Regions from separate parts of the Homo sapiens genome. Here regions 1 and 3 are each linked to region 2. Evidence: chromatin loops called from intact Hi-C (ENCODE). Cell type or tissue: heart right ventricle. All regions are shown on one strand. Region 1 overlaps MICAL3 (microtubule associated monooxygenase, calponin and LIM domain containing 3). Region 2 overlaps MICAL3 (microtubule associated monooxygenase, calponin and LIM domain containing 3). Region 3 overlaps LOC105372853 (a long non-coding RNA gene).

Evidence for each region. Peaks named below come from ENCODE experiments on the same cell type or tissue, not always from the same donor. Only the 100,000 strongest peaks of a DNase experiment are listed, where the experiment ranks them.
Region 1: it touches region 2 in a loop (3-fold over the local background); 20 of 110 quality-filtered maps call a loop at or near these places.
Region 3: a loop joins it to region 2, with 4 times the contacts of the local background. A loop is called at or near these places in 59 of 110 quality-filtered maps.

The regions. Positions count from the first base shown.
Region 1 is chr22:18,011,766-18,019,765 of GRCh38, reverse strand. All of the region lies in intron 1 of MICAL3 (microtubule associated monooxygenase, calponin and LIM domain containing 3), which reads left to right. It also overlaps the pseudogene RHEBP3. Among named protein-coding and RNA genes, the nearest start is that of MICAL3, 8.8 kb to the left of the region's middle. In heart right ventricle, no CTCF peak of the experiment used is centred here; no DNase peak of the experiment used is centred here.
Region 2 is chr22:17,887,147-17,895,146 of GRCh38, reverse strand. It overlaps MICAL3 (microtubule associated monooxygenase, calponin and LIM domain containing 3), which reads left to right. Exons shown (of 32, transcript NM_015241.3): 11 at 1,243-1,339; 12 at 3,515-3,662; 13 at 5,917-6,113; 14 at 7,712-7,824; 15 at 7,915-7,977. Among named protein-coding and RNA genes, the nearest start is that of MIR648, 90 kb to the left of the region's middle. In heart right ventricle, CTCF peaks have their summits at 3,202 (motif pointing right) and 6,116; a DNase peak (open chromatin) is centred at 3,186; H3K27ac peaks cover 4,704 bases.
Region 3 is chr22:18,066,979-18,074,978 of GRCh38, reverse strand. It overlaps LOC105372853 (a long non-coding RNA gene), which reads right to left. Exons shown (of 6, transcript XR_001755424.2): 2 at 4,766-4,821; 3 at 4,157-4,212; 4 at 3,957-4,072; 5 at 2,391-2,472. Among named protein-coding and RNA genes, the nearest start is that of PEX26, 7.0 kb to the left of the region's middle. RefSeq lists an enhancer at 3,673-4,872. In heart right ventricle, a CTCF peak has its summit at 3,711 (motif pointing left); a DNase peak (open chromatin) is centred at 6,358; H3K27ac peaks cover 2,382 bases.

The DNA of each region.
Region 1 (8,000 bases), 120 kb before region 2:
AGCCGCATTCCAAGATTCTGCCAAAGCTTCCCTGATCACCCTTTTTTTCTTTTTCTTTTTTTTTAATTTTTGAGACAGAGTCTTGCTCTGTCATCCAGGCTGGAGTGCAATGGCGCGATCTCAGCTCACTGCAACCTCCGCCTCCCAGGCTCAGGCAATTCTCCTGCCTCAACCTCCTGAGTAGCTGGGATTACAGGCGTGTGCCACCATGCCCAGCTAATTTTTGTATTTTTAGTAGAGACAGGGTTTCGCCACGTTGGCCAGGCTGGTCTCGACCTCCTGACCTCAGGTGATCTGCCTGCCTTGGCCTCCCAAAGTGCCGGGATTACCGGCGTGAGACACTGCGCTCGATCTGATCACCCTTTTCATATGCAGGTCTTTCTTATTTCCAACCGACATAATAGATATTTCCACTTTCCCCACCATATCCAATGATTTGCCATGGATAACTGTAATCACTTCAGAACTTTTCATTGATGTGGCAGAATACACAATAATACAACCATTAATGTCTATGGAGTTTGTCTGGGGAATAATGGAATATTGATCTTGGGTGGGTCCTTTTTTTTTTGAGACAGGGTCTCCCTCTGTCACCCAAGCTGGAGTGCAGTAGTGTTGTGATCTCAGCTCACTGCAGCCTTGAACTCCCAACTCAAGCGATGCTCCCACCTCATCCTCCTGAGTAGCTGGAACTACAGGCATGCATCACCATGCCTAGCTAATTTTTGTATTTTTTTGTACAGACAGGGTTTCGCCATGTTCTCCAGGCTGGCCTCCAACTCCTGGGCTCAAGTGATCCACCCTCCTCGGCCTCCCAAAGTACTGGTATTATAGGCGTGAGCCACTGTGCCTGGCCAGGTGGGCCATTTTAAAAAGAAAGAATAGAAAATACCAGAGTGTATACGTGTAGTGAAGGGAAGATTTGTGTCCTGAGATTTGTGTTTCAGTTTTGTATACTGTGTGTGTGTGTGTATGTGTGTATGTGTGTGTGTGTGTAGATAGATAGATAGATAGATAGATAGATATTTTTTATTTTTATTTTTTTCTTGAGACAGAGTCTTTGTCACCCAGGCTGGAGTGCAGTGGTACAATCTTGACTCACTACAACCTCCGCCTCCCAGGTTCAAGTGATTCTCCTGCCTCAGCCTCCCAAGTAGCTGGGACCACAGGTGCCCACCACCATACCCTGCTAATTTTTGTATTTTTAGTAGACATGGGGTTACCATGTTGGCCAGGCTGGTCTCAAACTCCTGACCTCGGGTGATCCACCTGCCTTGGCCTCCCAAAGTGCTGGGATTACAGGTGTGAGCCACCATGTCCAGCCTGTATATGTATATTTTTGTTGTGTACACTGAATCGTGATGCAAAATATATTTCTTATTATGAATCATGGTCAAGAAACTTTTAAAGTCGTTACCTTGAGCAAATACCGACAGAAATTGGAGTTGAATCAAAATGAAATATTAAAAGGTCAAATTCTTCAAGAGCTAGCAAAAAAATAGAATTCAATATATTTTAGATCTATGGATAATTTTCAAGTTAAAAGAATCCATGGGGGAAAACTGTGTTCATTTAAATTTAAAATTTCTATCGGCTGGGCGCAGTGGCTCACGCTTGTAATCCCAGCAATTTGGGAGGCCGAGGCAGGCGGATCACGAGGTCAGGAGTTCAAGACCAGCCTGGCCAACATGGTGAAACCCCTTCTCTATTAAAAATACGGCCGGGCGCGGTGGCATGCCTGTAATCCCAGCACTGTGGGAGGCCGAGGCAGGTGGATCACGAGGTCAGGAGATCGAGACCATCCTGGCTAACATGGTGAAACCTCATCTCTACTAAAAATACAAAAAATGAGCCGGGCGTGGTGGCGGGCACCTGTAGTACCAGCTACTCGGGAGGCCGAGGCAGGAGAATGGCGTGAACCTGGGAGGCGGAGCTTGCAGTGAGCGGAGATCGAGCCACTGCACTCCAGCCTGGGTGACAGAGCAAGACTCCATCTCAAAAAAAAAAAAAAAATTAGCCGGGTGTGGTGGCGGGTACCTGTAATCCCAGCTACTCGGGAGGCAGAGGCAGGAGAATCACTTGAACCCGGGAGGCAGAGGTTGCAGTGAGCTGAGATCACACCACTGTACTCCAGCCCAGGTGACAGAGTGACACTCTGTCTCAAGAAAAAAAAATTCTATCAAATGAAAAAGGAACAGAGTGGGGGAAATATTTGCATTATATATTACAAATTAAAAGTTAACCTCTGTTAGGCCAGGCACGGTGGCTCATGCCTGTAATCCCAGCACTTTGGGAGGCGGAGGTGGGTGGATCACAAGGTCATGAGTTCAAGACCAGCCTGGCCAACATTGTGAAACCGCATCTCCACTAAAAAAATAAAAAAAATTAGCCAGGCATGGTATCAGGCACCTGTAATCCCAGCTACTCAGGAGGCTGAGGCAGGAGAATCACTTGAACCTGGGAAGTAGAGGTTGCAGTGAGCCGAGATTGCGCCATTGCACGCCAGCCTAGGCAAGAAGAGCGAGACTCCGTCTCAAAAAAAAAAAAAAAGTTAACCTCTGTTAAACCAATAATTCATTTCAAAAAAGGAGAATGGGCATGGGATTGTGGACAAGGGAGAGGCAGAGACTCAAGGACTGACTTGGGCCTTTGGAAGGCCAGGTTCTATACGGCTTTTTTCCTGAGTGTGGTGGTGCAAGAAAGTTAGTGGTAAATTAGTTACAATTTCTGTTCCCCCCACTACATACTGCTCTTTTGATGTTGAACCAAACCTTTAATAAAGCATTTTGAATACTGCAGAAAGAAAAGAAACTTTTTTTTTTTTTTGAGACAGAGTCTGGCTCTGTCACCCAGGCCGGAGTGCAGTGAAGCAATCTTGGTTCACTGCGAGCTCCGCCTCCCGGGTTCACGCCATTCTCCTGCCTCAGCCTCCCGAGTAGCTGGGTCTACAGGCGCCCACCACCACCCCCGGCTAAGTTTTTGTATTTTTAGTAGAGACGGGGTTTCACTGTGTTAGCCAGGATGGTCTTGATCTCCTGACCTCGTGATCCGCCTGCCTCGGCCTCTCAAAGTGCTGGGATTACAGGCGTGAGCCACCGCACCCGGCCTAGAAACATTTTAAAGAGTTTTAAAACATTACAATTCTGTGCATAACTGTCTACTATATGATTCCAATTATATAACACTCTGGAAAAGTTGAAACTACAGGGAAAGAAAATAGAAGAGTGATTGCCAAGGGCTGTTTGGAGGGAGAATGTGACTACAAAGGCACAGAGGGAGACTTTTCAGGATCATAGAACCATTCAGTGACCTGTCTATAGTTGTTAAAAGTCATAGAACTGCACACGAAAAAGAATAACTTTTTGATATGTGAATTATACCTGAATAAACCTGACTGGAGGACAAAAAACAACTCTCCAGGGATAAATTCACAGTTCATAAAAAGAAATTCATCTACATGAGGCAATGCAATGAACAAAACATTGATATGTGTTCACTGTTGATAGCAATCAAAAGTGCAAATTACAACACCATTATACTGTTATGCTTCTTGCTAATGGTTAATAATTTTTCAAAACCGCAACATAATGCTATTGAGGTTACAGTAAAATTCCATATTTATTGTGGGTTGCATTATAAATTGATAACATTTGTGGGGAATGCAACATGATAATATATGGGAAAAGCCATAAAATTACTACCACTATATAGGAAAAGCCATATAATTACCAGACCCAGGAATTTATCCCAATAAAGTTAGTTAACAAAGGTTTTTTAAATTTCAGATGCATAAAAAATACCCTCTGTTGTGTTGGTTATAATAGAAATAAGTAGAAATCACTGAAATGTCTAATATTATAGGGACAGTTTAAAATTTTGTTGGTACATTATACAATGGAATATCTTGCATTCACAACCAAAGCCTAAATCAAGAGGCATGTAGAAAGAAACATGGAAAATACTTTTGATAAAAGGAACAATAGCGAATAGAACATAGCAAGCACATCATGTTCATAACTGTAATAATCTGTGTGCCTGTGCCATAGCTGTGCTGAAGTGATGGATTAGAGATGAGTCTTAGGGTCGCGCGTGGTCGGAGGCCATGACAGGCAGATCACCTGAGGTCAGGAGTTCGAGATCAGCTGGCTAGCATGGTGAAACCCCGTCTCTACTAAAAATACAAAAATTAGCCGAGTGTGCTGGCAGTCACCTGTAATCCCAGCTACTTGGGAGGCAGAGGCAGGAGAATCACTTGAACCCACAAGGCAGAGGTTGCAGTGAGCCAAGATCACACCACTGCACTCCAGAGTGAGACTCCATCTCAAAAAAAAAAAAAAAAAAAAGATGAGTCTTAAATCTTAAATTTGTAAAATTCTCTTGCTGTTATTATACTGCCTTTTCAATAACAAAGCACCCTCAAATAAAACCTTCGAGATTGGAAGAAATGAATGTAGAAGAAAAGAGAAATCTCAGAAATTATGATATATTACAAAGTAGAATGTTTTTTATTAGCCCCAGAAACCAGAAGAATCCCAAGAGTCACAATTATGTTGAATAAATCCAAGCTGTGTGGGTTTTCTTTCCTCTTGCTGTCATTTAACTTTGGTGAAGTCCTTGCTTACGGCAGGTAGTTTGTGAATATCTACTGACTGCTGAATAAATGCCAAGGCCATCTTTTAGTTGTACTTTTCACAATCACAGGCCTGGGAAAACTTGAATTTATCTCTGAAAAAGCATCAGAAATCTTAGTACAAGCAACACTTTCTCTTTTTTTTTTTTGAGATGGAGTCTCACTCTGTCGCCCAGGCTGGAGTGCAGTAGCGCAATGTCGGCTCACTGCAAGCTTCTGGGTTCATGCCATTCTCCTGCCTCAGCCTCCCGAGTAGCTGGGGCTACAGGCACCCGCCACCACGCCTGGCTAATTTTTTGTATTTTTAGTAGAGATGGGGTTTCACCGTGTTAGCTAGGATGGTCTCGATCTCCTGACCTCGTGCTCCACCTGCCTCAGCCTCCCAAATTGCTGGGATTACAGGCATGAGCCACTGCACCTGGCCTAACACTTTCTCTTTAACTGCTTATTTTTAGGACTTTAATTTTTCCAGCATAGGGAACATATCTTTGGGGACTTTTTCCCCCATTAAGAGAATTGTAAGAATATTTTAAGTAGGTCACAACTCCTAGGGGAAAGAAGGGTATGTAATGAACAGAGCTCTGGGGAAGCTTTTTTAGAAATGTGCCTAATGTAGATGTTTAAGTGATGGAGCTTTTTCTTTTGAAGTGGGAAACAGGGAAGGGGAAGAAGGTAAGAGAAGGAACAAATCCAACAACTTGGAAAAGCTGTTCTCTTCCTTCCAGGCTCTGGTATTTTCAGATCGAATGGCCTAATATACAGTTCCTGGGTTCTCCTGAACCTTTGGTTTGCTACATAACCTCGAGATAAATATTTAGTGTCTTAGTGCCTCATTTTCATCATCCTTCACAGGAATGAAAATTCTTACTCTATTCCTTCTCCCAAGGCATGTTGGATGGGAGAATTCGATTGTATTATGCGCACCCTGTGCTCTTTTTCCTAAGGGCATCTGAATTTTCTGGTAGGACTTCCACAGACAGGAAACCAAGAAATGTGTGTGTGTGTGTGTGTGTGTGTGTCTAAGAGAGGGAGAGAGAGAGGTCGGGCATGATGGCTCATGACTATAATCCCAGAACTTTGGGAGGCTGAGGTGGGTGGACTCCTTGAGGCCAGGAGTTTGATACCAGCCTGGGCAACATGGTAAGACCCCGTTTCTACAAAAACTTTAAAAATTAGGTGTGGTGGCACACACCTATAGTTCCAGCTACTGGGGAGGCTGAGGTGAGAAGATTGCTTGAGCCCAGGAGTTCAAGGGTACAGTGAGCTGTTATTGTACCACTGCATGCCAGCCTGGGCAACATAGCAAGACCTTGTTTCTCTTTTTAAAAAAATAGAGGGGGAGGGAGATAGAGAGATTGTATTTGGATCAACTCAGAAGCAGTAATCTTTGGACTAAAAGTGCCAATTGCTTTAATTTACTATGCAGATAAAATAATTTTCATTCTTAGGGACAGGCATTTCTGTTTACTAAGCACATACCCTAGGCCATGTGCTTTCCTATGCGTCACCTCCATCCACCCTCAACAGCTCTGTGGCTTCGGCATTGCTACACCCATTGTGCATTTTTATGTGGGAAGTGGGGATTTGAAGTCATTTTTCTCTCCCAAGAAAACCCATGCTCTTGTCATGACCCCACATCAGACAGACTTGGGTTCAGATTCTGACTGTGACACTCATTAGCTGTGCCACCTTGGGCACATCTTTTAACTTCTCTGAAGCTCAGCTACCTGTACTAAAACAGGAGTAATGACAGAAAAATGAGGTTATTAAGAGAATTAGAGAGTACACCTCTAGGGCTTTCTGATTGTAAACAACAGCAATATGCTCTAGGGCTAACTTTGGAGAAGGATGGAAGACATTTATTAGAAGGATATGAATTAGCTCATATAACTGAATGCAAAGCAAACAGCCAGGTCTTGGAAAGGATGAGAGCCAGGCCAGCTGAAGAGATCTCAAGAATAGGGAGGTAACTGCCTTCTTTCTTCAGGGGATTCTTGACTGCATGAAGCAGCTCCGGTTGTTTTCAGTTCTGCGGCTCCCTGCTTGACACTCAACTTCCAGGAAGAGAGGTCAGACTAGATGAGGCTGGACCATGTGCTGCCTTCCTCATGGATGGAGAGCAAGGTGCCTCCATCCCCATGCCCACCAGACCTGCATGCAGTGGGGGAAAGGTAGTTTCCACAATAGAAGCTAAGATGTAGGCACTGTTACCAAGCAAGGGGGTCTGAATGCTGGGCAGGCTAAAGCCACAGTTACCACCGTGGAGCTGATGCAGTCAGACATCCCAGCCCAGGACCTGGTACAAGGGAGTGGCTCCATAAATGCTTGGTTTTGCTGGTAGTGTTTTCACCTGACCTCCTGCAAGGCAGCAATTCCAGACCAGTAAATCACCATGTAACAGTACATCTAGAAATCCTAGCTCAGCATTCTTCGTAGGCGTGTCATGTTGTGATACACACAGAAGATGGTATTTGAGCAGCAAATATCTGAGGTAAACTGACAAGGTGCTCCTGCAGGAGGAGACTGGCTGGGAGGCTCTGGCCGCCCCGGCCCTATCTGGCAGCCCTGGGAGCTGAGGGAATCAATATGGCACTTATGGGCAATGCACCCGTGAAGAAGCCCAATTAGATGATGGAACTTCAGGCCCCCCGCCCACCACTATCGCCTTGGTCTCAGCACTGTCTGGCCCTCCCTTACCCCTCCAAAAGTTTGAAAGAGGGTCCCTCCCCATGAGGGCCGAGGCCTGAGGCCCAGTAGAGTCAACAGTGGTACCTCTGCCTTTCCCCACTGATGACTGCCAGCTGCCAGCTGTCCACTCGCTCCTCAGGGCCTTCATTGTCAGGAAGTGAAGCTTTTCAGGAAACAAAAAGTAACTTCTCTTCTTATTTATTAATTTTTTTTGAGTCAGAGCCTTGCTTTGTCGCCCAGGATTGAGTGCAGTGGCACAATCTCTGCTCACTGCAAACTTCGTCTCCCAAGTTCAAGTGATTCTTCTGCCTCAGCCTCCTGAGAAGCTGGGATTATAGGCTCCCGCCACCATACCTGGCTAATTTTTCTATTTTTAGTAGAGACGGGGTTTCACCCTGTTGCCCAGGCTGGTCTTGAACTCCTGACCTCAGGTGATCTGCCCACCTTGGCCTTTCAAAGTGCTAGGATTACAGGTGTGAGCCACCAGACCCTGCTCTAAGTTCTTTTTTAAAAAATTTTTTATTATTTATTTATTTTATTATTATTATTATTTTTTGAGACAGAGTCTCGCTCCGTCGCCCAGGCTGGAGTGCAGTGGTGCGATCTCGGCTCACTGCAAGCTCCACCTCCCAGGTTCACGCCATTCTCCTGCCTCAGCCTCCCAAGTAGCTGGGACTAGAGG
Region 2 (8,000 bases):
GAATTGGTAGAAGTAGATAGCATTTTCCATCAACAGATTGAGAGCTAAGGCATAGAGTTGTTAAATGACTTAGAGAAAATCAAACATGATAGGAATCCAGGCCTTTATGCCACGTCTTCTAATTCAAATTCTTACTTTACGGAAGAGCACTTGCCCCTTAGTGAGGAGAGGTAACTTCCACCTGTGTTGTTGCTGCCGGTCACGTGTGACTTACATTGTCTGAACCTCAATTTCTTTACCTGAAAAATGGGAATAATAATCCCTGACTACTCACAGGATTATTGTGAGGACAAAAGAGATTGTTCACTTGAAAGAATTTGTTCTAGTGTAATTTTTTTTTTTTTTTTTTTGAGATGGAATCTCGCTCTGTCACCCAGGCTGGAGTGTGGTGGCACGATCTTGGCTCACTGCAGCCTCCACTTCCTGGGTTCAAGTGATTCTCCTGCCTCAGCCTCCCGAGTAGCTGGGATTACAGGCACCCACCTCCACGCCTGGCTAATTTTTGTATTTTTAGTAGAGATGGGGTTTCACTGTGTTGGTCAGGCTGGTCTTGAACTCCTGACCTTGTGATCTGCCCACCGTGCCTGGCCCCTAGTGTAATTTTCTGTTCACCTTCTACTTGAAGTTTATACCTTTAGGCCTTCTGTTAAGAGGCAGCATTATTAGTAGTCCAACCGAGACTCTTAGAGGGACCTCCATGACCGAGTAACTAATTTTTTCTCTCTTTTCTTTTTTCTTTTTTTTTTTTTTTGAGACAGAGTCTTGCTTTGTTGCCCAGGCTCTCTGGGGTGTGGTGGCACTATCTCAGCTCACTGAAGCTTTGACTTCCTGGTCTCAAGGGATCCTCCCACTTCAGCCTCCCAAGTAGCTGGGACTACAGCTAATTTTTAAATTTTTTGTAGAGACGAGGCCTCCCTGTGTTTCCCAGACTGGTCTCAAACTCCTAGCCTTAAGCCATCTGCTGGCCTCGGCCTCCCCAACTATAGGGATTATAGGTGTGAGCCACCGCACCCGGCCCTGTGTAGCTGATTTCTAGCACAAAGTCCCACAGTTAAAATGTGTTTGTTTTTCTCAAACCCCACCTTATTTCATAAAAGATTTAAAGGTCATCATCCTAACTTCTGTCTGAACTTTACCCAGCCTTCTATCCCAGACTTTCCTTTCAGCCATTCTGCTCTTAGGTAGGAATTTGTTACTTGATATTTGATTTTCTTTCTGTTTGACTTTGTAAATTTCTGCCAGGTGCGCCATTTATATGATACTGGCGAAACAAAAGATATTCACCTGGAAATGGAGAGCCTGGTGAATTCCCGAACCACCCCCAAATTGACTCGCAATGGTGAGTTCTGGTGGTGGCTTTTTAAAATGCAGGCAGCCCCTTCAGAGAAGTCTATACTCATTCCCTGAGCCACAAGGTGCGGTCCGAGGCAGTGGCCGAAGTACTGTCTGAGACAGTGGCTCTCAACCCAGGGTGATTTTGCCCTCCAGGGGATACTTGGTAGTTGTCTGGGGACATTTTTGATGGTCATGATTGGGGGTGGGCAGGAGCCAGGGATGCTGCTGAACATCCCGCAGTGCACGAGACAGGCCTCCACCACACGGAATTACCTTGGCCTGAGGTGTTACGAGAGCACAGAGAGAAACCAGGTACAGACGCGGGGCAGAGGGGAGAGAGGGAGAGAGTGTGAGAGCTAAGGTTTCGGGAGAAGACTTTGTGGAAAAAGTCTTTGGCTGGGTCCTGCAACATAGCCAGGATTCAGTGACAGGTGAGGACCACTCCAGATTTTGTATGTATTGAAGGCCCTGAATACTTTTTTGAAAGAGAATGACATGAGTACACCTGGTCAGCCACACGTGAGAGGGGTTGGAGGAGGGAAGTACCAGAGGCAGGGAGACCAGGTAGAAAGACCTCGCCATAGTCAGGCTGAAGGTGGTGGAGGCCCAGATCTGGGCCTGATGCTGGGGATGAAGAAGGGAGGAGGCAGTGGAGGAGACCTCAGACTTTGGGCCAGGTGCAACTGGGTCCCAGGCCAAGCTTTGCTGCTGGTGAATTGTGCGGCCTCGAAGAGGTGATTGAATAGCTCTGAACTTCGATTTCCTTGTCTGTGAAGTGGGGGCAGCAGTGTCTACCTCACATTGTGATCATGAGTGCCGGGCCTGTGGTGGATGGTCATTGCCATTGTTGGTTATGTGAGAGAGAATGGTAAGGAGGTGAAGTCGATGGGCAGGGGCAATTGATCACCTTGTGGGGCAAGAGGTAGGTGTTTGTAGATGGTGCTACATCAGCGTAGGCAAGGCAGAGGGAGGGCTGAGAGGGTTGAGAGGTTTGAGTCATTTGGACATTGTGAATTTGACGTGCCATTGGGATGCCAGGGTGGATGTGAGGACCAGCAGGCAGTTGGAAACATTTGCATTTTTCTCCACTGGAGCGTCTTCTCTTTGAAAGCAGAGAGTGTATCTTTATTCACTGTTTTTATTTTAGAGCATGGAATATTGAAGTTGCCTGTTACATATTGGATGGTTGGATATACACATAGGAGACAGATCTGAGTAAAAGCTCATTTCTGAGCCAAGAGATGGCACCAGAAGGTGGTTTTATGTGTTATCGCAGAATACATTTTCATGGCGAAAAACCTAAATGAAACAGGATTTTCATGATACTTGGTTTTTAGCTTATGTTCACAAATTACTAAATGACTTAGTACAAACTTCAGTTGCCCTCGGTAAGGGAACAGACTTTCTTGGATATAAATAGTTCATAGATTCTTTTGAATGGCCGATATCAGAGCTCTTCTGATGTGATTAATAATAGGATTTTTAAAGAGGCTGTTCGGGTTTTAGAAGACGTTTCAATGAACTGTAAAAAGCATCCCAGCACATGTGTTTGCCTATTCAGTTTCTCAGGGTTGAGAATTCATAGTACAAGGTGCCAAGCTCTGTTCGGGGACTGTCTGGTCTGGGGCCCCAGGGTTGTCAGCGGAGCCCTGCAGGGCTTCTTCTCTTGGCAAGTTATACAGTGCCTTGGAAGTGCAAGGGCGAGGCCTGGGTGCTTTGGGTTGAACGTGCCACCCTATAGAATGGAGCCTTTTCTCCTCTCCTCTTCCCAGTGTTACTTTGGAGGGGGTAGGCTTCCTCAGCTAGGTGCCAGCGACTGTCCGGGAACTCAGAGCTGCTGTAAGCCAGGCTGGCCACACAGTAGGTGGCGCTCCTCCACCTCAGTGCCGTGGGGACAGCAGGTTGTGGCTGTCAGGCTGTGGTCCCTCAGGGTACTGGGGGGTGGACGTTGACCTTAGAGTCTGGATAAACTAGTAGTTTCTTTTCTTAGAATTCGCTGTCATGATACCATTTGCATAACCTTGTTCCTCACTGTTTTCTTTGCATGGAAACTAGTGTTGACTGTTTCGTCCCTACCCTCAGTAATTTTTCAAAGGGGACATGTGTCCTACAAAGAGGATTCTCTGTCAGCATTACCAGGTGACCACACCTCCAATAATACTGTGTTTTGTTGTTTTAGAGTCTGTAGCTCGTTCAAGCAAACTGCTGGGTTGGTGCCAGAGGCAGACAGATGGCTATGCAGGGGTAAACGTGACAGATCTCACCATGTCCTGGAAAAGTGGCTTGGCCCTTTGTGCAATTATCCATAGATACCGCCCTGACCTGATGTAAGTTGTGATCAAACTTTGTGTTTTTTTATACTCCTCAAGGATCTCAGACCACTCTGCTATCAAGTAACATTTTGTCCTTTTTCCTAGAATGAGGTACATAGTAAGATACTTTCTCTAGAAGGCAGTGATTTTGATTTCACTATATTTGAAACTCTGTATGTCATGTATTATATAGCTCAACCCAGGAATGATTTTTATTTTTGTTTTTTTCCAATTTTTTTTTTTGTGCTCCTATAGCTGAGTTTTAAAAATCACAACACTCATAAGTCAAAAACTGGTTTTGACACCCACCTGGGCCTGTTAGCTTCCCACAAAGGAAAACTGTTTATTGGCCCCGGTTGAACTCTTCATTTCGGCCAGCTGTCTCTCAAATTCTATGGGTCACAAGGGAAACCTGGCTAGAACATTTGGCCAGCTCAAGGCAAATGTGTCACTACTAACAAAGCAAAACATCATGAACAGTTGACCAATTTATGATGGTTCATTGGTATTTTCTCTGTGTTAAAGACTGCGTTTTTTACAGACATACTCTGTTGTCCTACCCACCTATCCCAGTGACATCTCCTTTGGCCATTCTCCACTCACCTGTCTACAGAATCAGAGTTCTAGGGTGACCCCAGGTCAGCTGCGGGGACCAGCACACCCAGGTTCCCCCATCGGCATTTGTTACCACGGAAGCCAAACCGAAGGATTCAGAAGCAGAGCATGTTGCATTATTTTGGTTTCCTGTCCTTTTCATCATTAGGTCCACTTAAGGGGCCAATTTCTGTTTGTTTTGTTTAATGATTGCTTAAGGAATCCTACAAGATATAGTTGCTATTTATATGATGGTTATAAACTGACAAGGCAAGAGCTGGTAAAAATAGCCTTGTGCAGTGTGGATTACAAATGGGGATTTCTGGTGTGCTTGGATGGAGGTAAGTGACCTCTGGTGCTCCTGTCACTTAGCTCACCCAGAAGTTGATAGCAAGTAAGTAAAAATAGGGCTTATTCACTCCTGCCAAAGAAAGGGGGTAGGGCAAGGAAGAGCAGCTTGGGAAAGATTGTGATCAGTGGCAGAGGATGGGCAGGTGAGTCAGCTCTGTTCCAAAGGGAACAGGCAGAAGTGGTTGAGGGAGCCTAGCAGGTGGGGGTGGAGGGGCGCCTGGAGAAGGTTAGGGGACCGTCTTCTAGGAAGGCAAAGCAGCACAGGGACAGCGCGGCACTGTTCAGCAGCAGTGAGGTCATAGTTTCAGAGGCTGAACCTATGGTGAGGAGGAGTTTGAGAAAATGGAAAATGCTGTGGGATCCTAGATTAACACAGAATTAAGGGCTGCTGGGTTAACCTGAAGTCATGTAAAGAAGAATGCGATCAGTCTTCTGAAAAGCAAGAGGCTTAAACCCAGTAGGAAATGGCCATTAATCTAAATAGGAAACTTAGCAATGGAAAAATTTTTTGAGGAGGATTTTGGAATTTCCCCTCCAGGAGAAGGCTAAGATTGATCAGAGCTGATTTAGTACCTTAACAGCTTGTCAGGTCTAAGGGCCATGGTGGGTGATAGTCCCAGGCCTGTAGGAGCAATCTGATCCAAATGGGAGATGTATCATGTTTTGACATTAGTTTAATGTGGATGGGCCATACACAAGGATCAAGATATATTAAAGATAGTTCCTATTATTTTTTATTTTTATTTTTAGAGACAGGTCCCGCCCTATTTCCCAGGATAGAGGGCAGTGGCACAGTCATAGCTCATTGCAACCTTGAACTTGCGGGCTCAAGTGATTCTCCTGCCTCAGCCTCCCAAGTAGCTAGGACTGTAGGCATATGCCGCCATGCCTAGCTAATTTTTAATTTGAATTAAATTTTTAATTTAAATTGAACTCCTGGGCTCAAGCAATTCTCCTGCCTCACCCTTCCAAAGTGTTGGGATCACAGGTGTGAACCACTGTGCCCAGCCAGTCCCTATTCTCGAGCTCACATTTTAGTAGTAAATTTGTGTTACTAGAAAAATGAGAGTCGTTTTTTGACTTTCTCCCTTTTTTTCTTTGGTGGGTAGACCTTTCATCACTTCCTGAGGTTGCTTTGCTTTTCCTCAGTAAAAAGAAAAAGAACAAGAGGTGAGATAAGACAGGTTTGCTCTCAAATGTCAGCGATGCACAGCACCCTGGATTTTAGCTGAAAACAGAGAAAGGACGATGACTCCAGGATACTGCGTTTCTGTTTAAGGACTGTCAACCTATCTTGATATGTTTTCCTTGTCCTGTTTCTCAGAGATTTTGATTCTTTGGATGAGCAAAATGTGGAGAAGAATAACCAACTGGCCTTTGACATTGCTGAGAAGGAATTGGGCATTTCTCCCATCATGACAGGCAAAGAAATGGCCTCCGTGGGGGAGCCTGATAAGCTGTCCATGGTGATGTACCTGACTCAGTTCTACGAGATGTTTAAGGACTCCCTCCCCTCTAGCGGTAAGGCCTGGAAGGAGCTGCTTTGCGGCCCCCTGCTGCTGTGCTGTGGCCCGGCTGTTCTTCCTTCCTTCCGACTGTCCCGCAGCAGTGCCACCAAACACAAAGTTACTCTGTGTTTTTACCAGTTAGCTGTCAGGGAAATCTCTGGAGCTTTGCTTCATTGTTTCTCCCTTCTCTAGTAGTGTGTTCTCAACCCCTCCTTTCTTTCTCACTGCATTTATAAAAATGCAGAAATCGTTCCTGTGCCGTCTTTTTCCGTGACCACCACCTTCTAGTGCTCGTGCTCTCAGAGCCAGCCTTTTTGAAGAAGTGGCTTGTGCTTGTGGCCTCTGCTTCTGCACGGCCCAAACTTTGTAACGGGTTATAATCCGGCTTCTCTTCATACCGCGCTACTGCAGCTGTTCCCCAGTGAGGAGGATTCCCACCTCCTACTCTTTTCTCAGTTCCCATCTCTCATGCACTTGCTTTTCTGCATTGTTGAGCACCGGAGAACGATGTCCCTTTTCGTGGAATTATCTTGTCTCCTCTGTGTCTGTGATCCTGAACCACTCTTGTTGCCCTTCTTTCTCCTGTCACTGTGCATTCTCTTGGCTTCTTTCTACTCCTACTTGTTAGCACTTCCCAAAAATCTTTGCTTGTCTCTCAGCTTGCTGTCTCAGGCTCTCATAGTGCTACAAAAAATATTCCTGTTGTCATTAATTGTCCCTTAGAGTAAGTGTAGGTTGAGGCTAGAGTGTTGGCTGTGGGGTCTGACCTGGATTTACAGTATCCCAGGCTTCCACTTGGCCTTAGGCAAGTTACTCAATTTTCCTGTGTCTCACTTTCCGTCAACCTATCTTGTAAAATGGGGTAACGGGTGTAAAATGGGGATAATATGTATAATTACATTGTGATGTGCCAAGAAGGATGTTTGGCCAGTGGAAGTACTTAATAAATGTTAGTGATTTACTATGAATTAATGACTATTTTAAAAATTGCTGTTGTTACTAATGAAACATTGAAATCCAAAAAGCTTGTGTTACCACCCTCCAGTGCTTTCCAGCCCATATATTCTTGTAAGGATCTGTGGCTTTTCCTGGTTAGCCATGACGTTCTTACAACAGAAAGCCACAGCTCTAACATCGACGTACCCATTCAGTGCCACCCCCATCTGTGTGCAGCTCAGAGTGTGGCATCTGCATACACTAAAACCAGGAACCCTGAGTTCATCGCCTCTCTGCTTTTCTCTCTCCCTCCCTCTCTCTCTGTCCTGAAATTTTTGTCACAAAAACGAGCCTTCAGCACTCTGCTGTAACTAACAATCACAGCCAGCTTCCAACTTTTGAAAAGCAAAAGTGCGGGTTTTGGTAACTGTAGTAGATTGGGAAGAAGAGTCATTTTTGTTTATGTGGATGAACAAAAGAAGGTTCAATGTCCATACCCAAGTATGCATTTCCTCCGTGGCGTTTCCTACTGAGACCACATGCTTGTCCTGGAGCTGGTGAACCTTTAGAGCCTTCTGAGGCTCTGCGAACCATCCACGAGGGAGAGTAGTTTTGGTCAGGATTTTGCGGCGCCCTCAAGGGCTGTGCTTGAACATCACTGGTTTCTATTCCCAGACACCTTGGACCTAAATGCCGAGGAGAAAGCAGTCCTGATAGCCAGCACCAGATCCCCTATCTCCTTCCTAAGCAAACTTGGCCAGACCATCTCTCGGAAGCGTTCTCCCAAGGTATGTGGAGGAGTCTCTTGATGGGCTGCAAAGCTAATGGCAAGGTATGTATGGCTAGAATAATGCAGTTTCCCTCCTCCCTTGGTACAGGATAAAAAGGAAAAGGACTTGGATGGTGCTGGGAAGAGGAGAAAGACCAGTCAATCAGAGGAGGTGAGATTCACTTGGGGAATTGC
Region 3 (8,000 bases), 180 kb before region 2:
TGTCAATCACTGGACTCGTTCAGGCTGATGTAAGGCAAGAAAGAAGAAAGAATCTCAGCCCAGCGCGGTGGCTCATGCCTGTAATTCCAGCACTTTAGGGGGCCGAGGTGGGCAGATCACTTGAGGCCAGGAGTTCAAGACTAGCTTGGCCAACATGGTGAAAAACCATCTATACTAAAAGTACAAAAGTTAGGCAGGCATGGTGGTGTCCACCTGTAGTCCCAGCTGTTCAGGAGGCTGAGGCATGAGAATGTCTTGAATCTGGGAGGCCTCCGCAGTTGCAGTGAGCCAAGATTGGGCCACTGCACTCCACCCTGGGCAACAGACCAAGACTCTGCCTCAATTTAAAAAAAAGAAGAAGAAAGAATCTCATAGCACTCCGAAGTTCTGTAATATTACTTTCTGACCTAGAATCCAATTCTTTTTTTTTTTTTTTTTTTGAGACAGGGTCTCGCTTTGTCGCCTAGGCTGGAGTGCAGTGGTGCGATCTCGGCTCACTCACAGCCTCTGCCTCCCGGGCTCAAGTGATTCTCCTGCCTCAGCCACCCGAGTAGCTGGGATTACAGTTGCATGCCACCATGCCCAGCTCATTTTTGTATTCTTAGTAGAGACAGGATTTCTCCATGTTCTCCAGGCTGGTCTCAAACTCCTGACCTCAAGCCATCCACCTGCCTCAGCCTCCCAAAGTGCTGGGACTACAGGTGTGAGCCACCGTGCCCAGCCCTGGAATCCAATTATTGACTCTTCCATGCAAAAATCAAAAATGCCCACATCTGGCTGGGCACAGTGACTCATGCCTGTAATCCTAGCACTTTGGGAGGCCAAGGCAGGAGGATCACTTGAGCCTAGGACTTTGAGACCAGCCTGGGCAGCATAGCAAGACCCCATCTCTATTGAAAAATGTTTTCTAATTAGCTGGTCATGGTGGCACGTGCCTATAGTCCCAGCTACTTGAGAGGCTAAGGCAGGAGGATCGCTTGAGCCCAGGAGTTCAAGGCTGCAGTAAACTATGATGCGCCACTGCACTCAATCCTTCAAGCCTGGGTGACAGAGCAAGACCCTTTCTCAAAAAATAAAAATGAAAAGCCTACATCTGACGTCAACCTAGCCTGTCTTGCCTTCTCCACACTGGTTCCACATTTCAGGCCAATAAACAGCATCCACAGCTGTCCCTTCGAACATCCCAACCAGCCAGAGCCCCTCAGTACAGGGACATCTGTGGCAAAGCTCTGCATGCAATAGGTTCAGACCAAGTGTGGACCTTTGGCCAGAAGCGAGCCAAGGAGATAAGTATAGGTAGGGTGGAGATGATGTTTTTCCAGGATGGTCAAGGCACACCTCCCTTGCTCCAGAGGCTCATCAGTGGGATGGCATTTTTATGGCTCTTTTTTAAAGCCTGGACTAGGAGTTCAGGGCAGAACTCAATGCTTCCTATAGTGTTCCTCTCCTTGTAGACACAGCAGAACTCTGCTTCTGTATCTAAGAAGTGACCATCATAATCATCCTGTATAGTACTTTACAACAATAATAGTGATGGCTCAATTTATATGGTATGATATTAACTATGCACTAGGTGCTTTTCTGAGTGCTTTATTTATTTGTTTATTTATTTATTTATTTATTTAAGACAGGGTCTCTCTGTGTTGCTCAGGCTGGAGTGCACTGGTGCCATCACAGCTCACTGCAGCCTCAACCTCCCGGGCTCAAGCAATCCTTGTAACTCAGCCTCTAAGTAGCTGGGACTACAGGCACATGCCACCACGCCTGGATAATTTTTAAATTTTTTGTAGAGATGGGGTCTCACTATGTTGACCAGCTTGTCTTGAACTCCTGGGCTCAAGCAATCTTGCTGCCTCAGCCTCCCAAAGTGCTGGGATTACAGGTGTGAGCCACCACGCCTGGCCTGAGTGCTTTACATTTAACTCATTTGAATCCTCATAACCATATGATGAAAGTCCTAGTCTCATTCTTATTTTGTAAAGGAAGAAACTGAGTTATAGGGAGGTTAAATAACTTGTCCAAGGTCACCCAACAAGTGCATAGTGGAGCTGGGGGAGGTGTGCGGACTTAATCCGGACCACTGGGCTCCAGTCTTTCTTCTTAACTAGTATAATACTGGATCTACAAGGTACTTTTGCTTGTCTTATTTGACCTTGACAGCAAACCTGTGAACAAGGTCATACAGGTATATTATTATTATTATCCCTATTGATAGATGGGAAATGAAAGCTTGGAAACTCTGCCGAAGTTTAAAATCCATGGTTTCAGTGGCAAAGCTGGGAAGGAGGTTTCTCACCAGATCCCATGCCCAGGGGCCATGCTTCAAAGGGCCTCCATAGCTCCTCTTCATCTGCCTTGAAGGTGACTCCAGGAGCCCCTCCATTTCTTACCTACCCCAGGAGTCAGAAGATGCACTCAGGGAAGGCTGAACAAATCTTCACGATGCCAGATCAATTCATTCCCTCTCCAAGCCTGAAAAACGAAACCAGTAATGGGTGTGCACTGGGGATAATTCAGCCCTGGCTCTATTGTGGAAGGGTATAAAGATGCTCTCTCCTCCCAGAGTCTTTCCTGATCCTACCTGATTCAGGCAAATCACTCTTTCCCAATTGTGCTTTGCTTTCTTGATGCCTCACCTGTGGGTCCTTCCAAGTTTCCACAGTTCCTTATAGTTATTTGTGTCATTCCCCTACTGTACTGTGTTCTCCTGTGGGCAGGGACAGGGTCCCACTCATTCTGGGATCCTGGTGCCATCTAGCTTGGTGTGAAATAATAGCATGTAATGCTGCAGAGGGACCCCACCTCCCTTGTGCTCTTCAGTGTCATATGGCCTTGACTTTCAGGCACCCTTGCTGGTAAGCACTGTGTGAAAAGGTTGGAAGCTGAGAAGGTCCGTGCCCTGGCCCAGGCCTGCAAAAAGACAGACACTGGCAGGTGTTTCCAGATATTGATCTGCCCAGCCTGACTTCTTGTCTATGAGCAATTTGCAACTAGAGTTCTTTTCCTTATTTCCTAGAAATAATCTAATAAACTCAGTCACTCTGAGCCACAGAATTTTAGAGTTGGAAGGAGCTTTATACTACAGTCAAGGAGAAACTGAGGCCCCACTCGGCATCTGTTTCCGGAGTAGAGTAAGAAGGACACCAGATGCAACACTTAAAAGTCGGTGAAGTGAGGAAAACAGGTGTCTGTGTATATTTTTAATCAATGACATTTCAGTTCACTTCAAAAGTTAAGGGCTACTCAGCCAAGCTCCAGTCTACTTGGTTTTGTAAAGACCTTTCTCTGCAAGTTAGGATGTTCAGGAAAAATGACCCTTCCAGCTAGGTGTGGTGGCTCATCCCTATAATCCCAGCACTTTGGGAGGCTGAGGTGGGTGGATCACCTGAGGTCAGGAGTTCGAGAAAAGCCTGGCCAACCTGGTGAAACCCTGTCTCTACTAAAAATATAAAAGTTAGCTGGGCATGTTGGTGGGTGCCTACAATCCCAGCTACTCGGAAGACTGAGGCAGGAGAATCACTTGAACCCAGGAGGCGGAGGTTGCAGTGAGCTGAGATTGCACCATTGCACTCCAGCCTGCGCAGCAGAGCAAGACTCTGTTTCAGAAAAAAAAAAGAAAGAAAGAAAGAAAGAAAAAAGAATGACCCTTCCTGGGATTCACAGGGCACAACTCTTGGAGGTGTTAATCATATCGCACATCGTGTGGGTGGGGGTGGCGCCCCCTGGAGGTGTGCAGTTTTACAGTGTGCCAGGCCGGATGTGGCAGCCTACCTTGTTCCTGCGCCACACTAACATGGGTTTTGATGGCGAAGTCCAGACACATTCAGTTTTCTGCGGACACTCCCAGTTTGTGGCAACAGCAAAGATTCTGCCCATCCCCCCAGCCCCAGTCTCTTATCGTCCCTCACTGAGGATGGGCTGCTCAACAGACAGGCTGCCTCTAAGCAGGTACAGACCTGCCTGCGCGGAGTTCTCCGGGAAGAAGAGGATCCCGAATGGTAAGGCATGCAGTCACCATCCCTTCTATTTTGAGTCCTGCTGGGAAACTTGTTTGTTCTTTGTGCATCTGGTTCTGAAATGTAGCGGGACAGTGGAAATATATTACAGGTAGACTCCACACACCCTTCCCCTAATCGCTCATGACAGAGGTGATTACCTGGGCAGCATGAATGAGTAGGTGAGTTCATAGTTCTCCTCTCTGACAGCCAGAGTCTAAGGGATCAGAAAAACAGAGATGGAAAAACAGGAATGACATGTTACCATAGCAAACAAGGAAACTCATGTGTACACAGCCTATGATTGAAACCACCATGTTATTATAGCCTATGAAATAAACAGAGATGAAAAGGCATCTCTCTTCTTCCCTTCCCAGGGCCATCTTGAAGGGACTCCTTCCCCTCTGACTTCCTGTCACAGGCATTTGTCATTATGATTTTCGCCAGCTGCTCCTGGTTTTCAGAAACTCCATTTTCCATACCTGAGAAAACCTTCTGTGGGATTAGAGGAAACTATGGATCCAAGGTTTTACAAACGGGAATCTGGTTGTTCAGTATCCACTGTCTTTTGTCTTTTGTTTTTGCTTAAATGATACATACCTAAAGTAAAAATAATTCAAAGACACAAAAGTACAAAGAGAATGAGAATCATCTGAAATCCTACCACTCCTAATAAGAACTTTTAGCACTGTGCTGCATATCCCTCCACAAGCACACACAATGAGCATGCGTAGCTACACAGAGTTATGCCACTCTGCACCCTGACTTACCCATGGTGCGTCAGGGGAGTCCTTTCTATTCTTCAATTGGATATTGGAATTACTACCTAAAACAAGAAATCAAACAATCCCGCTGTTACTAATAATGACTTAGCTGTTTACAGTTCTCTGTAGCTAAAAAGCAAGTATACGTCCTTGATCCCATATAGTCCTGAAGCTGCAAGGAGAACTCTGGGGTGCCCAGCTCCCTCCTTTGTATGCTTCATTCTCCTCATCCTTCACATTTGTGTGGTACTTTACAACTTAAAAAGCACTTTCACATTATTTGATTTGATTATCATGAAGTGAGATGATCAAGCATAAGATACGTAAAAATGATTGCAGTGACAATGATAATAGTCATAACGATATTTATCGAGAAATTAGTGTGTGCCAGGCTCCATGCTAGGTCCATTACATGCATTGATGCATTGCTTCATTTAATGCTCATTATCCCCATGTTAAACATCATAGAACTATGGCTTAGAGAGGCTGAGTAGTTTGATCACATTTCCACAGCTAATCCAGGTGGAATTCTAATCCAGGTATCTCTGACTTGAAAATTCCTTGTTATTAACCACTGCATCATACTGCCTCTTATAACGACTGATCTTTGTGCAGTACTTTATAAAAAAACCTCTAGATTATATTATTGTCTCAATTTTATAGCTGAAGAAACTAAGGCCGGAGAGGTTACATGTTTGCCTGAGTCTCAGAGCTGGGATCCTAACCAGTTTGATTCCACCTCTGCTGCTGTTTCCACTGCACTGTACCAGACTCTCTCCTCAAAGAGAAGGTGCTGGGTGTCAAAACTCTTCTCTCAAGTCTCCAGAAAGGGGAGTCCTTATTAAGATCTTTCAAAAATCCTTCCTGCTGCAATGAAATCTGTGTGCCTTTTTCTATGGGAACAAAGGTCAGCCTCTTGCGTGGAGACTGAGTTCTCATGCACTAGTTGGGAAGAAGGAGATAAAGTTCTCGGAGCTCCAGTCTGATCTAGGTGGTTTCTTCTTCACAATGTTCTTGTGTGTTTGGCATAGGGCAGAGTTGGTCTGTCTTACTCTTTTTTTATTTTTTTCAGAGAGGAAGGAGGGAGACTGTTTATTCTTGAGGATATGAAACTAGAGATGATACAAAATAGAAGGAGATGCAGGGAAACCATTTAAACCCAGGGTGAGTGGAAGGCACATACAAGGAATTCCACGGCATCTTTTTTGACTTATAGGCAAAGTGTCAGTTTATGGAGGTATCTAGGCCATTAATATTTTCCCCTTTAGAGATAACAAGTGTTATTTATAAAGCACTCTTTTCTAGAATGAACTCAAAGCACTGAATGGGTGCTGCCTAATTACTCCACCCAACAAACAATCAGGCAGCCAGGAAAAGAGAGAGAGAATTATGCCCATTTTACAGTTTGGGAGACTGAGCCATGAAAAGAGTGAGGCCTTGCTCAAAACTAGCTCATGGAGAGCTGAAAATAGAAGGCAAGCCTCCTAATAGCACCCTCGCATCTCACTGTGTACAGCTTTCCTGCTTTCAGATGTCCTCCTGAGAAAGGAGAGCCTGCTTGCTGGCCAGAGAAAAGCAGCCGACATTCTCTGGTGACTACAGCTCCCAGCAGACACCGAGAGGAGACAGGGCTGTGCCCCTAGTACCCATTCCAGATTCCCAAATATGGAGAAGCACTGGGTTTTGGAAGAGGAATGGAATGTTTACCCTTGAGAGACAGAGAGAGAGAGGATGAGGTAAGTTTGGAATATTTAACTCTGTCACCTAAATGCCTGCCTGGTCTTTGAAATACAGCAGCCAAAGTCATGATCTTTTAATACATCTTTCTAGAAGATCTCACTTTTTAAATCCAGCAGTTACTTCAGCAGAACACTGCTTTCTCCTAGGATTAGGTGTGTGATGATGGGACAGTTGTAGTTCCAGGAGGCCAGATACCCTTTTTCTGACGCTGAGCAGCTCAGAAAGTGATGGTGGGAAGGAAACCCAGGTGAAGATCTGCTCTGCTGCAAAAGGAGCAGACGTCCCCGAGGCTGTGCTGCTGGCAGGCTTGCCGAACCAAAGGACCAGCGGCCTGGGAGGACAAGGGTTACTCTTTGTCTGCCTGGGAGGCTGCTGAGCCCGCCTGGTGGGAAAGGCGTGAAAGAACTGTTCCCACTAGCTTGGTCTCCATTCTGTCAACAAATGTTGACAGAAGCACCTTTGCTGGAGGCACTAGGCTGGATGCTGAGGGGGATGTCTGACACAGAGCAGATCTCTGCCCTCAGGAGGCTTCCCCTCGGGGGAGGATGGAAAAGGAAAGATGGAGCAAGGAAGAAAGAGACAGACAACATAGGGCAGCGTGTGCTTACACCTTTCATTCAGTGTTTATTTACCCGTCGCCCACCATGTGCCAGGCGGGCACTGTTCTAAGCCACTTGGAATGCAATTGTGACTCTGCCAAAAGAAAAGGCTTCTGCCCTTACAGATCTCACTTCCTGGCAGCCCCTGATATCTGGGGGAAGAGTTCTTCAAGCAGAAGTCACAGCAGCAAGTGCGGGGCCTTGAGAGGGGTGTGAGGGTGGTGAGCATGCGAGCAGAAGGCCAATGTGGTGGGAGGAGAGTGGACAAGGGCAGGAGCAGGAGGTGGGAGAGCCAGGCTGGGGTCAAAGCACACAGGGCCTCATAAGGATCAGGAGGAGGGATTTCTTTCTAACTGTAGTGGAAACCAGTGAACTGTCCCCAATGAGGGGAGCAGACTCTAAAAGAGTCTGGAGAATGGTGCAAGGGTGTTGCTGAGCAGGGATGGACAGGAGGATGGATTCCGATCTAGAGAGAAGGTGCTGCCATCAAGAAGACCTTCAGAAGCTGGGTGTGGAGCCAGGCCAGCACATGGCCTGTCCAGACCATCCATCTGTCCAGAGACATGGTCACATGGGAAGCAGTGGATGGCGAGGCTGGAGAGGGGGGATCAGGAAGGTGTTTGTTTGTTTGTTTGTTTGTTTGTTTGTTTTTTGAGACAAGGTCTCACTCTATTACCCAGGCTGGAGTGCAGTGGCACCACCTAGGCTCACTACAACCTCCACCTCCCAGGTTCAAGCGATTCTTGTGCCTCAGCCTCTGAAGCAGTTTCACCATGGTGGCCAGGCTGGTCTCAAACTCCTGGGCTCAAGTGATCCACCTGCCTTGGCCTCCCTAAGTTCTGGGGATACAGGTGTAAGCCACTGCACCCAGCCTAAGTAGGAAGATTTTTGAGTCAGAAGGC